Linked DNA regions of Homo sapiens: region 1 is linked to region 2. A link is a contact called in ENCODE Hi-C or POLR2A ChIA-PET data. All regions are on one chromosome and are shown on one strand. The core of a region is the stretch at or near the end of the contact, and the rest is flanking DNA. Distances in the headings are between cores, read along the strand shown.

Evidence for each region. A loop is a pair of places that touch in the nucleus more often than their neighbours do. ChIA-PET counts read pairs that join two places held with the same protein, here RNA polymerase II (POLR2A). Pooled maps may share reads with other maps.
Region 1: a loop to region 2 is called in a map of stomach, with 3 times the contacts of the local background. The contact joins the enhancer-like site here to the promoter of ZNF629 in region 2. A Hi-C loop is called at or near these places in 5 of 168 maps with a recorded cell type or tissue (Caco-2, PC-9, spleen and 2 more), 1 of 37 single-sample maps with no recorded cell type and 7 of 50 pooled maps. POLR2A ChIA-PET finds 5 or more read pairs at or near these places in 18 of 52 experiments (A549, B cell, CD4-positive, alpha-beta T cell and 14 more).

Annotation. Positions count from the first base shown.
Region 1 is chr16:30,834,344-30,841,084 of GRCh38, reverse strand. It overlaps a transcript of BCL7C not described here. Among named protein-coding and RNA genes, the nearest start is that of MIR4519, 38 kb to the left of the region's middle. Within about 2 kb of position 1,369, at least 6 of the 41 ENCODE cell types and tissues checked have a DNase peak (open chromatin) inside an H3K27ac peak, as active enhancers do; they include PC-9 and stomach, where a contact is called at or near this core.
Region 2 is chr16:30,783,335-30,789,775 of GRCh38, reverse strand. It overlaps ZNF629 (zinc finger protein 629), which reads left to right and starts at 2,571. Exons shown (of 3, transcript NM_001080417.3): 1 at 2,571-2,748; 2 at 5,261-5,366; 3 at 5,522-6,441. The coding sequence starts at 5,294. RefSeq lists an enhancer at 2,502-2,621.

The DNA.
Region 1 (6,741 bases), core at 120-2,619, 53 kb before region 2:
CAGATTAGGTCAGTTCTTCCAGGGCTGTATGTTTATATGTGGTTTCTGGCAGGGGTGGGAGAGATGAGGGAGACCATTAATTAAGGTCTTTGATATGGTTTGGCTGTGTCCCCCCACCCAAATCTCATCGTGAATTATAGTCCCCATTGTAATCTCCACGTGTCATGGGAGGAACCCAGTGAGAGGTAATTGAATCATAGGGGGCAGTTACCTCCATGCTGTTCTTGTGACAGTGAGTGAGTTCTCATGAGATCTGGTAGTTTTATAAGGGACTTTTCCAACTTTGCTCAGCACTTCTTATTATTCCCACCATGTGAACAAGGACATGTTTGCTTCCCCTTCCGCCATGACTGTAAGTTTCCTGGGACCTCTCCAGCCATGCTGAACCGTGAGTCAATTAAACCTCTTTCCTTTCTAAATTACCCAGTCTCGGGTATGTCTTTAGCAAGGTGAGACCAGACTAATACATCTTTCTTCTTCGTCAGTTCTGGACCATGTTTACCCATCCATAGTCACAGGTAGTACTAGACCTTGACAGCCTTCCCCTTGTAAAACTTGGAATTTGATGGCTGGGTGCAGTGGCTTACGCCTGTAATCCCAGCACTTTGGGAGGCTGTGGCAGGTGGATCACTTGAGGTCAGGAGTTTGAGACCAGTCGGGCCAACATGGTGAAATCCTGTCTCTATTAAAAATAAAAAAATTAGCCATGCATGGTGGCATGTGCCTGTAATCCCAGCTACTCGAGAGGCTGAGACAGGAGAATTGCTTGAACCTGGGAGGCAGAGGTTGCAATGAGTGGAGATGATGCCACTGCACTCCAGCCTGAGCGACAGAGCAAGACTCTGTCTCAAAAAAAAAAAAAAAAAAAAACAACTTGGAATTTGACGGTGTAGAACAGAACCTAAGTTCTTAGGCAACAGGTTCACTCTCAAGGGGAAAAACAGAGGAAGAAACAGATATATAGACATACCATTTCTCCTTCCTAATAACTCCATTCCTTCCTAAGTAAGTCAGGAGGTGGGGGAAGGTCAGTAATGTTACACCTGTAGATCTCTACCTGCATAAAAGTAAACATCAGGAGTGGGGAAAATGTGTTCTCTCCACCAGCATAATGCAAGACAGCTGACAGAGTCCTCTCCTGGAGGGATTCCCAAGTTATCTCCAGCTGAGCTCTTTCATGAAACAAATAATATTTGTTTCCTATTGCTGCATAACAAATTACTACGCATTTAGCAGCTTAAAGCCACAACCAATTATTATCTCACAGTTCCCTAAGTCCCACTGTATGGGTGTGACTGGGTTCTTAGCTCAGTCTCAAAAGGGCAAAGTCTAGGTGTTGGCTGAGCTGGGCTCTTATCCAGATGCTTTGAAGAAGAATCCACTTTCGAGCTCGTTTAGGTTGTTAGCCAAAGTCAGCTCCTTGCTGGATGTTGGGTAGTGGCAGCTCTCTGGAGGCCTCCGCATTCCTCAGCACATGGCTGCCTCCTTCTTCAAGTCAGCAATGGCTTAAATGCCCCTCATAACTTCCTGTTCTGCTACCAGCCAGAGAAGAGCTTGCTTTTAAATGGCTACCTGACTAGGTGATAATCTCGGTATCCTAATATCAACTGACTTGGAATTTTAATTACATCTGCCAAATCCTTTCACAGCAGCACCTAAATTAGTGCTTGACTGAATAACCAGGGGACAGGAATCTTGAGGGGAGCATCTATTAGAATCCTGTCTGTCACACCAGGGAATCCCACTCTTTGCCCCAGACCCTGCGAGAAGACAGTTCCTCTCTGCCACAGGTTTGTTAGGTCCTAATCTAGCCCAATAGACAAGTGTGGTACACATTCTGTCCTCTAGAGAGGCCACAGTCAGCTCTTCGGCTCATTCATAAATTCTTAGCAACTTTGTATGAACTAGGAAAGAGGTGCCCTTTCCTTAAAACAATGTACTGTTATCTGTTGGAAATCTGTTGCACTAACTATACAAACCTCTTGTTTACCTGGTAGTGAATGGCACCCACCTCCAGGAGTTGTGAGTGGCCTTGATCTCAGTAGATCCTGTGGACTCAAATACACCCTGTGCTTTGCAACCACTTGCCCACCCTGGCTATTGTCATAGAGACATTTTTTTCCCAGAATCTTTCTGACATTCTTCATTGATTTATCTGTTAACGATTTGGGGAAAGTTTGAAATAAAATGGCTATAACTTCCTGAAAATGCTATAATGCATTATTAATACCCAGAAAAAAAATTTTGCCACTGGTCTGATATAATCTATTTGGGGGTTTTTTTTGTTTGTTTGTTTGTTTGAGACGGAGTCTCGCTCTGTCACCCAGGCTGGAGTGCAGTGGCGTGATCTTGGCTCACTGCAACCTCCGCCTCCTGGGTTCAAGCAATTCTTGCCTCAGCCTCCTGAGTAGCTAGGACTACAGGTGACTGCCACCAATCCCTGCTAATTTTTTGTATTTTTTTTAGTAGAGACAGGGTATCGCCATGTTGGCCAGGGTGGTCTCAAACTCCTGACCTCAAGTGACCCACCCACCTTGGCCTCCCAAAGTGCTGGGATTACAGGCATGGGCCACTGCGCCTGGCCTAATCTGTTTGTTTATACTCATAAGCAAATATCCAAAATCCTCCAAGGAGCAAACCCTGAAGTAACTGGAATATTAAGGCAATAATGGCAGCCACTAACGTTACTCAGTGCCTCTATCTATCTATCTACCTACCTACCTAGCTACCTACCATCTATCTCTGATCTATATGTGTATACTATATACACATACACTCACGTAATCTCATTTAATCATCACATTCCTTTTGGGTAGGGATTATTATGCCTACTTACAAATAAGAAAACTGAGGCTTTGTAATGTTATATTATTTACCCAAGGTCACAGATAAGAAGAAGCTGAGTCAGGATTCAAACCTCTGTCATCCATTTCAAAGCCCATGCTCCTAACCACTTTGGTGGAGATTAGCTGAGTGCCTGTGCCCTGAATTGAGACCTCGGGCTGTTCAGTGGTGAAGCCAGTGGCCCAACCTGGGACAGGAAAGAAGCCAAGCCTGGAATGTCCTGGTTCTATTCATGAAAATAGCCTGAAGGGAAAAGTGTGGTAGGGAATTGTTTGTAGCTAAGATAGCCAGTAGGACTTGGAGAGAAGTCCATAGAGGAGGAAAAATTGTAGGGCCCTGCATTGTTCACCATTATGTCTCCAGTGGCTGGCACCTTGTTGGGACTCAGTTAGCATGTGCCAGTCAACTGACTGGCCACCTGATCAGCCAGACAGCATGCCTGGGAAAGCTCCTCTCTGCACTCTGCCTCTCTGATGTCTGTTCCTGCTACCACCCCCTGCCCTCTTCAATAAACTAACTCATTTGAATCATGTCCTATGCTGCAGGCCCAGTGCTAAGTGCTTTATCTGCATCTTCTTATTTAAAGTCCTCACGGCTGGGCTCAGTGGCTCACGCCTGTAATCCCAGCACTTGGGGAGGCTGAGGTGAGTGGATCACCTGAGGTCAGGAGTTTGAGACCAGCCTGGCCAACATGGTGAAACCCCATCTCTACTAAAGATACAAAAATTAGCTGGGCGTGGTGGTGGGCGCCTGTAATCCCAGCTACTCGGGAGGCTGAGGCAGGAGAATCACTTGAACCTAGAGATTGCAGTGAGGCAAGAGGCTCTATTGCACTACAGCCTGGGCAACAAGAGCAAAACTCCGCCTCAAAAAAAAATTATTATCACCTTTGTCTTTGTACCACTACCCCAATATCCTTGAAAATATCCTTACTTTCTGGAATGAACAGGATGCTATAGACCCATCCTGATTTTTCTTGTCTCAAGAAATGTAATCAGCTACCCTCCAAGAACTCCTGGTTATTTTAATGGTAAACACTATTAGGCACCAACAACTGGGCATTAAGGATATACATAAGTGTCAGTAGGGTGGCAAAGTTTCACTCAGTGACGAGAGTTGAAAAAAAATTTTTTAAAGAGATGGAGTCGGCCGGGCGCGGTGGCTCATGCCTGTAATCCCAGCATTTTGGGAGGCTGAGGCAGGTGGATCACGAGGTCAGGAGTTCAAGACCAGCCTGGCCAACATAGTGAAACCCTGTCTCTACCAAAAAAATACAAAAATTAGCCAGGTGTGGTGGCACGCACCTGTAGTCCCAGCTACCCAGGAAGCTGAGGCAGGAGAATCGCTTGAACCTGGTAGGCAGGGGATGCAGTGAGTCAAGACAGCACCATTGCACTCCAGCCTGGGTGACAGAGCAAGACTCTGTCTCAAAAAACAAAAAAAAAAATACAAAGAGATGGAGTCTTGGCCAGGCGAGTGGCTCACACCTGTAATCCCAGCACTTTGGGAGGCTGAAGTGGGTGAATTACTTGAGCCCAGAAATTCAAGACCAGCCTGAGCAACATGGCAAAACCCCATCTCTACAAAAAATACAAAAATTAGCCAGGCATGGTGATATGCACCTGTAAGTCCCAGCTACTTGGGAGGCTGAGGTGGGAGGATCGCTTGAGATGTGGAGTTTGAGGCTTCAGTGAGCCATGATTGTACTACTGCACTCCAGCCTGAACAACAAAGGGAGAACCTGTCTCAAAAAAAAAAAAAAAAAAAAAGACAGGGTCTCAACTCTGTTGCCCAGGCTGGAGTGCAGCAGCGTGATCATAAGTTCTCGGCAGCTCAGACCTCTCAGGCTAAAGTGATCCTCTCACCTTGCCACCCCACCCCAGTAGCTGGGACTACAGGCACATGCCATCATGCTGGGCTAATTTTTTAATATTTTGTAAAGATGGAATCTCGCTATGGCTGGGCTTTTTGGTTTTGTTTTGTTTTTGAGACGGATTCTTGCTCTGTCACCAAAGCTGGAGTGCAGTGATGCGATCTTGGTTCACTAAAACTTCTGCCTCCCAGGCTCAAGCGATTCTCGTGCCTCAGCATCCCAAGTAGCTGGGATTACAGGTGTCACACCACCATGCCCAGCTAATTTTTGTATTTTTAGTAGAGACGGGGTTTCACCATGTTTGCCAGGCTGGTCTCGAACCCCTGACCTCAAGTGATCCGCCCACCTCAGCCTCCCAAAGTGCTGGGATTACAGGCGTGAGCCACCACGCCTGGCCCCAGGCTGGTCTTGAACCCCTGGCTTCAAGAGATCATCCTGCTTTGTTTGGCCTCCCTCCCAAAGTGCTGGGATAACAGGCTAAACCATCGTGCTCTGCTAAAAAAATTTTTTCTTTTTTTTCTTCAGACGGAGTCTCACTCTGTCGCCCAGGCTGGAGTGCAGTGGTGCGATCTCGGCTCACTGCAACCTCTGTCTACCGGGTTCAAGAGATTCTCCTGTATCAGCCTCCCGAGTAGCTGGGATTACAGGCGCCCGCCACCATGCCCAGCTAATTTTTATATTTTTAGTAGAGACGGGGTTTCACCATATTGGTCAGGCTGGTCTCCAACTCCTGACCTCAGGTGATCCACCCACCTCGGCCTCCCAAAGTGCTGGGATTACAGGCGTGAGCCACCGAGCCCGGCCAAAAGTTTTCTTAAAGGTAAAGGTTTATATTGATCTTTCCAATTGAACATATCCCTGATGGCCTGTGGATGCACCAACCACACTGACAGAATCATTTGAGGCTGCCTTTAGGTTATCTCCGTCTTAGAGCTTAACAGGAAGTTATGTAGCTTGCCCAAGATTACACTACAAGTAATGGCTGGAATTGGGATTCAAACCCAGCACTGTCTAATTTCAGAAACTGAGGTCCTACAGGTTTCCTACAAGGCCCTGCCTCACCCTCTGCCTGCTCTCAAAAATACCCAGCTTAATCGCTTGCAAAAGACTTTCCACCAACTTGCGCCATTTGGAAGTCATAAATGGGACAAGTTGGTGGAAACTCAGTGAGGTGGGGAGAAGAGGAAACACTACCCAGATTCTTCTTTTCTCCGTACAGGATTCGGGAGTGAGAATGACGAGGAGAGCCCTTCACGAGAAGGGGCTGAAGACAGAGCCCCTCAGGAGGCTCCTGCCCAGGAGGGGCCTCCGGACAAATGTCCGGCCCAGTTCCATGGCGGTGCCGGACACCAGAGCTCCCGGGGGAGGCAGCAAGGCCCCGAGGGCACCCAGAACAATCCCCCAGGGTAAGGGGAGGTGAGTGGGCTCCCCAAGCAAGCCAAGACCCCTAAAGCCTCCCTTGGCTGCCCCAAGATCCAGCCACTACCTGTGCCCCGAGGGCGGAAAGAGCTTCCCAGCTCACCCACCGCGGTAACATCGGAGGGCGAGCGGCCCCACACCTGCCCGAACCTAAGGCCACAGCACCCATCTGGCTCGCCACTGGCGCCCGAATGCATGGGAAGGGCTTAGGGCAGAACTCGGACCACATCCAGTGCCTGAGGCCGCCTTGCTAGAGGCCTAGGGGAGGGGTGCACTGGGCTGCCTCGCCCACCTCCTCACGCACCCATGCGGCCACCCTCCCAGCGGTCTGAGTGTGCCATGCGAGGCGCCTGCCACCCCGGGAGAGGCGCCGAGTCCCGAGTCCTGCCGGCACTGAGCCTCCGGGTCCACAGCGGGCAAGGGCCGTGGCGGGGACAAGCGCAGGGGACCCGCCGGCCTCCCGCCTTCTGCAGCACCACGAGATGCCCACGTGGCACCTGGACGTCCATGCATATGTTGAGGCCCGTGCACGCGCAGAGACCCCAGCGCAGAAGCCGCCCCGCACGCCAGGGCTTATGTATGCCAGCGCTGGGAGACCTCCAGCG
Region 2 (6,441 bases), core at 1,322-3,821:
CCTCCACCTCCTGGGTTTTAAGTGATTCTCCTGCCTCAGCCTCCTGAGTAACAGGGATTACAGGTGCACGCCACCATGCCCAGCTAATTTTTTGTATTTTTAGTAGAGACAGAGTTTCACCATGTTGGCCAGGCTGGTCTTGAACTCCTGCCCACAAGTGATCTGCCCACCTCAGCCTCCCAAAGTGCTGGGATTACAGGTGTGAGCCACCTCGCCAAACCATCTTTTTTTTTTTTTTTTTTGAGATGAGAGTCTCGCTCTGTCACCCAGGCTGGAGTGCAGTGGCATGATCTCGGCTCACTGCAACCTCCACCTCCCAGGTTCAAGAGATTCACCTGCCTTAGCCTCCCAAGTGGCTGGGACTACAGGTATGTGCCACCACTCCCGGCTAATTTTTTGTATTTTTAGTAGAGACAGGGTTTCACCATGTTAGCCAGGATGATCTCAATCTCCTGACCTCATGATCTGCCCGCCCTGGCCTCCCAAAGTGCTGGGATTACAGGCATAAGCCACCGTGCCCTGCCCGGACTTTTTTTTTTTTTTTTGAGACAGGGTCTCACTCTGCCACCCAGGCTGGAGTGCAGTGGTGCAATCATGGCTCACTACAGCCTCCACCTCCCAGAATTAAGTGATTCTCCTGCCTCAGCCCAAGTAGCTGTGACCATAGCGATGCACCACCACGCCAGGGTAATTGTTTGTTTTTGTTGTTGTTGTTGTCTTTCTTTTTTTTTGAGACCGAGTTTTGGTCTTGTTGCCCAGGCTGGAGTGCAATGGCACGATCTCAGCTCACTGCAATCTCCGCCTCCTAGGTTCAAGCGCTTCTCCTGCCTCAGCGTCCCAAGCAGCTGGGATTACAGGTATGCACCACCACGCTGGGCTAATTTTTGTATTTTAGTAGAGATGGGGCTTCTCCATGTTGGTCAGGCTGGTCTTGAACTCCTGACCTCAGGTGATCCACCCACCTTGGCCTCCCAAAGTGCTGGGATTACAGGCATGAGCCACCGCGCCCTGCCCAGCTAATTGTTTTTAAGTTTTTTGTAGAGACAGGGTTTCACTATGTTGCCCAGCCTTCAAACTCCTGGGCTCAAGTTACCCTTCTGCCTCAGCCTCCCAAAGTGCTGGGATTACAGGCATGAGCCACCAGGCCTGGCCTTTAGCAATTTTTTCTCTTTCCTGTTTTCTCTTTTCCTTCCTTCCTTCCTTCCTTTTCTCTCTTTCTCTCCCTCCCTCCCTCCTTCTTTTTTTTTTTTTTTTTGCGACAGGATCTCACTCTGTCGTCCAGGCTGCAGTGCAGTGGCTCAATCTTGGCTTATTGCAACCTCTGCCTCCCGGGCTCAAGCGATCTGCCTGCCTCGGCCTCACAAAGTGCTGGGATTATAGGCATGAGCCACTGCGCCTGGCTAATTTTTGTATTTTTAGTAGAGACATGGTTTCACCATGTTGTCCAGGCTGGTCTCAAACTCCTGACCTCAAGTGATCCGCCTGCCTTGGTCTCCCAAAGGGTTGGGATTACAGGCGTGAGCCACCGCACCCAGCTGCCTTTAGTAATTTCTGACCTTTGGTTTATTCTTCCCCCCAGCCTCTCAGTCTCTGGACAGAGCCCTCTGCACGCTCCCAGGATTCCTCTGTGTTTGTAACACATACACAATACCAAACTTCCCAAGGGTAGAAAGCCCAATTTCCATGCATCTCAGAGGTATGCCCACCCCAGTGTTAACCACAGTGCCCAGGAATAATAATGCAGTGTGTTGAACTGAAAGAATCAGGTGGCCTTAAGTACACCAGTCGCTTCTCACACCTTGGTTTCCTCCCCGGTGAAATGGGGATGATGGGCAACCTTATCCCATGGGACTGTGATAAGGAAGACAAGAAAGAAAGGCTGTAAAAATTGCGAGCATAGATAACTTGGACGTTGAGAGGCCACCAGTGTTCCTGGGTTTTTAAAGGTTTCTTCTGCTGTGAGCCGGGTGCCCTCTGAGCTATGAGAAAAGAGGTTCTCCCTCCTTGGCCAGGGAACCCCCACTGGCTTCTTTCCTGCCACCGTGAGCCTCAGTTTCCTCCTCTGAGGGGAGGTGTTTGGAGAAGAGGGGCTGGAACACAGGCTATTGCAAATCCTTCCCGGCTGTGCTTGTTCCTGCAGTCCCAACTCCTGCAGCCATGACTTCCATCAAGCATTAAGGCCATGTTTAGTGCGTAGGGTGTTCCCTCTCAGGTCTGCTCTGCCAGCCCCTGCTCCCACCCCAGCCCCATCCCAGGGTTAGTCCAAACAAAGACTGGCCTCAGGGGATCAGCAGCCGCCAAATCTGAGATAGGGCTTTCCGGGCGCGGCCGGCGGAGCCCCTGCGAAATGAAGAGCGGCCAGAAGCCCAGGGACCCTCGCGGGCATCGGGGCTCTCCCAGATGCCCACGCTGCCTGCTCCCACTGGAGACGGGGACAGGGGCGTCGTCCCAGCCTCCTCCCTGCTCCCACCGCTGTCCCCTTTTTTCCCCAGGCTGCGGGAGGCAAAGGGTTAAATCCCATAGAGCTGATGCTCTGACTCCAGGCTAGAGGGGCCCGGGAAGCTGGGGTCACTTCCTGCTCCGTCCCAGTCACCCTGAACTGGTCCCCGGGTCCTCAGCCTGGAATCACCCCTTGAGAAGGACCCCAGAGTCCTCGGCGCCCAGTCCGTCCCCCGAGGCAGGGCACTGAAGGGGTTAAGTCCCCTGGGGCTGGATTCCGCCTTCCGGCTTTTCCCAGACCCCAGAGCCGTGAGTTGGGGACGCCTGGGTTCCCGGGGGGTGGCCTGGAGTGCCCGGGACGGCCGCCGGGGAACAATGGGGCCCGGGAGGCGGGGGCCGGGAGCCCGGGCCTGAGCCCCCCACCCGCGCCCGGGGCTGTGGCCGGGGTGGGGGCGGGCGGGGGGCGCGGAGGGCCGAGGATTCTGGGAAGCGCGGGGGTCGGTGGCGGGGGAGGGGAGCCTGGGGATTCTGGGAAGAGGGATCGGCCGGGGCCGGGGACCAGCGCTGCCAGCGCAGCCCTGGAGGAGCCTGGCAGTGCTGGAAGGAGCCGGGACCCCGGGGGCCGGGGCAGGGGCGGATGCCCAGGCTCTGTATCAGCAGCGGGACGGGGGTCGCGGCTCCGGGGGAGCAGAAGTCCGGAGCCAAGCGGTGGGGGGGCCGGGCCGGGCGGCCGCATTCCCGCCGCCTCCATGTCAGGGTCACCCTGGGCCGTTCCCCACATCTCTCGGGAGGCGGCTCCTCATTCCCTCCCTCTGCAGTGGGGCCATCGCGAGGTCTCAGGCTGGCGTGCCTGGCGCCTGGGCTCCCAGCGCCTCGGCCTCCCTCGGTCTTCCCACGTCCATGCTCTGTGTCGGCCCTGTCATTAACCCTTTCCCTCCTACTCTGGACCACTAGGGGAGAATTTTTTGGAGACCATCGAGGTCCACAAACTCTTACCTGTCCCGAGCAAACACAGCAGGGCATCCTTCCCGGACCGGACATCAGGCAGCCCCCAGTGTGGCAGAGGTCTCCGCTTCCACCACCCCAAAGACACTTACAGGCGGGGAGGGGGGATTCTCGGAGCTTAAGTAGCTGCAGAGATGAAGAAATTAATTTACTTCCTAAACGCTAACTTCTGTCTCTCCTACCGCTCTTTGGCAGGGTGCAGCCAGTCTTGCTTCACCTTGGTCACCTCTCAGCGCCTCCTGCCATGTCTCCCTTGCCCCACTGCCCCTGTGCACACAGCGCCCACCTCACACAGCCATCCAAAGTTTCCAGGCCCCACCCAGGGATTCTCTGCAGGGTGTAAATGGTGTGGGACCTCCTTCAAGCGCTTTGTTCCTGTGGCCCCATTCCCTCATCCTGAACTCATCTCACCATTTTTGGAGTGACAGCTGGCTGTTTTTATTTATTTATTTATTTATTTATTTATTTATTTTACCAGGGGGCCACTTGGAACTCCTGCTCCTTTGCTGCCATCCCCTTGCAAACTGATCTTTAAAGGCATTAGACCAAACAGGTGTTCCAGGGGCTAGGGACATCTCACTCATTCATTCATTCAACAAAGTTTCTGGAGCACCTATTCAGTGCCAGGCTAGGCTTGGGAAACAGCCTCAAGAAAGCAGGACAAAAGGAGTAGAAGGAGGGTCCGGGCAGGAGTGGGGATAGGAGGGCTTTGGTGGGGAGTATGGTTCCAGCTCATGGGTGCAGACCAGCAGGCCTAGTCCCTGGGTCCAACTCCTCCTTTTCTAGCCTGGGAAACCTCTGGGTCCCAGGAATTTCTCCAGCCTATTCTCACTGCCAGCAGGCTCCCCATGAGCTGTCCTCATCACCTGTCTCCTGCCAGCCTCCCATGAGCATGAGTCTCACATGACTCCCAAGGTCACCTCGTGCTCTCAGAGACAGGGGTGAGCCAGATATGGAGCCCTGCTTTTATCATCTTAGCTCTGCCACTTCCCAGCCTTGACCTTGGAGAGGTTTCCCCAGGCATTGATGTACTAATCTGTAAAATGGACAGCCTGATTCCTGGGTCTCCTCACCAGGCTGTGGGAGGACTGGGTGAGAGAAATGACACCATGGCAGGCACTGGGTCTGCCGCAGGTGTTCACACAAGCATCCATCCTCCCCTTCTCCTTACTTTTTCTCTTCCTCTGGGCGGTTCCTGCAGATGCAGCTTTAAACTGCCCCTCTCCCCACCTCCAGCCTGACCCTCTTTCTGTGCTTGGATAACAGGGAAGTGCCCCAGTCCTTTTAGAGGGCCTCTGTCTCCTCTGGGAAACTGGGGTGTTTTTTTTTCTTAACCCTTTAAGTGTCTCAGGCAGCCTCGGTTCACTCTGGGGCACAGAAAAGTTTATTGGTCTCAATTAGCAGCCCCATTAAGAGGAAAATTAGAGTCTTAATGAGCTTCCTCTGATTAGCAAATAACAGGTTTCCCAGCCTCTGGGCATCAGAGGTATGGGGTGAAAAACTCCTTCCCCTGTGGATGTCAGAGACCGCTCCAGCCCCCATCCTGGGTTCAAAGGCTTATGAGTGATGAGTTTTTAATTACGCTCTTAAATTCACCTGCTTGCTTAGCTGTGCGCTTAAGATCTGGAGTGAGAATCAGGCCTGCAGGGGAAGGGGGCCACAGCAAGAACCCGTGCCCAGAAAAATGGGGTGGGAGGACACTGAAGTTCACACAAGGAGGAATGGGGCGGGGCAGGGTGGGAGTGAGGTTCAGGGGGAATAAAGCAAAGTGCAAAATCAGCTCCCAGTGTGCGCTCATCGCTGTCTTCCCCCGCAGGGTCCCTGGAACACTGCAGTCCTGAGCTCTGGGATGGAGCCCGAGACTGCGCTGTGGGGCCCGGATCTGCAGGGTCCGGAACAGAGCCCCAACGATGCTCACAGAGGTGAGGGGCACAAGAAGGGGCTGCGGTCCCGGCAAGACGGTGGTCCCGGCTCAGGGAGGGGCCTGGACTCTGGGGGACACCCGGGGGAGGGAAGAGAGACCAAACCCCGTGTTCTGAAAGGGGCTGGGGGCTGTAGACTCCCTTTCTTTCTGTAGGTGCCGAGAGTGAAAACGAAGAGGAGAGCCCTCGGCAGGAAAGTTCTGGGGAGGAGATCATCATGGGAGACCCGGCTCAGAGTCCAGAATCCAAGGACTCAACAGAGATGTCCCTGGAGAGATCCTCCCAGGACCCCTCTGTCCCCCAGAACCCCCCAACCCCACTGGGTCACTCCAATCCCTTGGACCACCAGATCCCCCTGGACCCCCCAGCCCCGGAGGTAGTCCCTACCCCATCTGACTGGACCAAGGCCTGCGAGGCCAGCTGGCAGTGGGGCGCTCTCACCACATGGAACAGCCCCCCAGTCGTCCCCGCCAACGAGCCCAGCCTGCGGGAGCTGGTGCAGGGCCGCCCGGCGGGGGCGGAGAAGCCCTACATCTGCAACGAGTGCGGCAAGAGCTTCAGCCAGTGGTCCAAGCTGCTGCGGCACCAGCGCATCCACACGGGAGAGCGGCCCAACACCTGCTCCGAGTGCGGCAAGAGCTTCACGCAGAGCTCGCACCTGGTGCAGCACCAGCGCACGCACACCGGCGAGAAGCCCTACAAGTGCCCCGACTGCGGCAAGTGCTTCAGCTGGAGCTCCAACCTGGTGCAGCACCAGCGCACGCACACGGGAGAGAAGCCCTACAAGTGCACGGAGTGCGAGAAAGCCTTCACCCAGAGCACCAACCTCATCAAGCACCAGCGATCCCACACCGGCGAGAAGCCCTACAAGTGCGGCGAGTGCCGCCGGGCTTTCTACCGCAGCTCGGACCTCATCCAGCACCAGGCCACCCACACAGGCGAGAAACCCTACAAGTGCCCCGAGTGCGGGAAGCGCTTCGGCCAGAACCACAACCTCCTCAAGCACCAGAAGATCCACGCGGGCGAGAAGCCATACCGCTGCACCGAGTGCGGGAAGAGCTTCATCCAGAGCTCG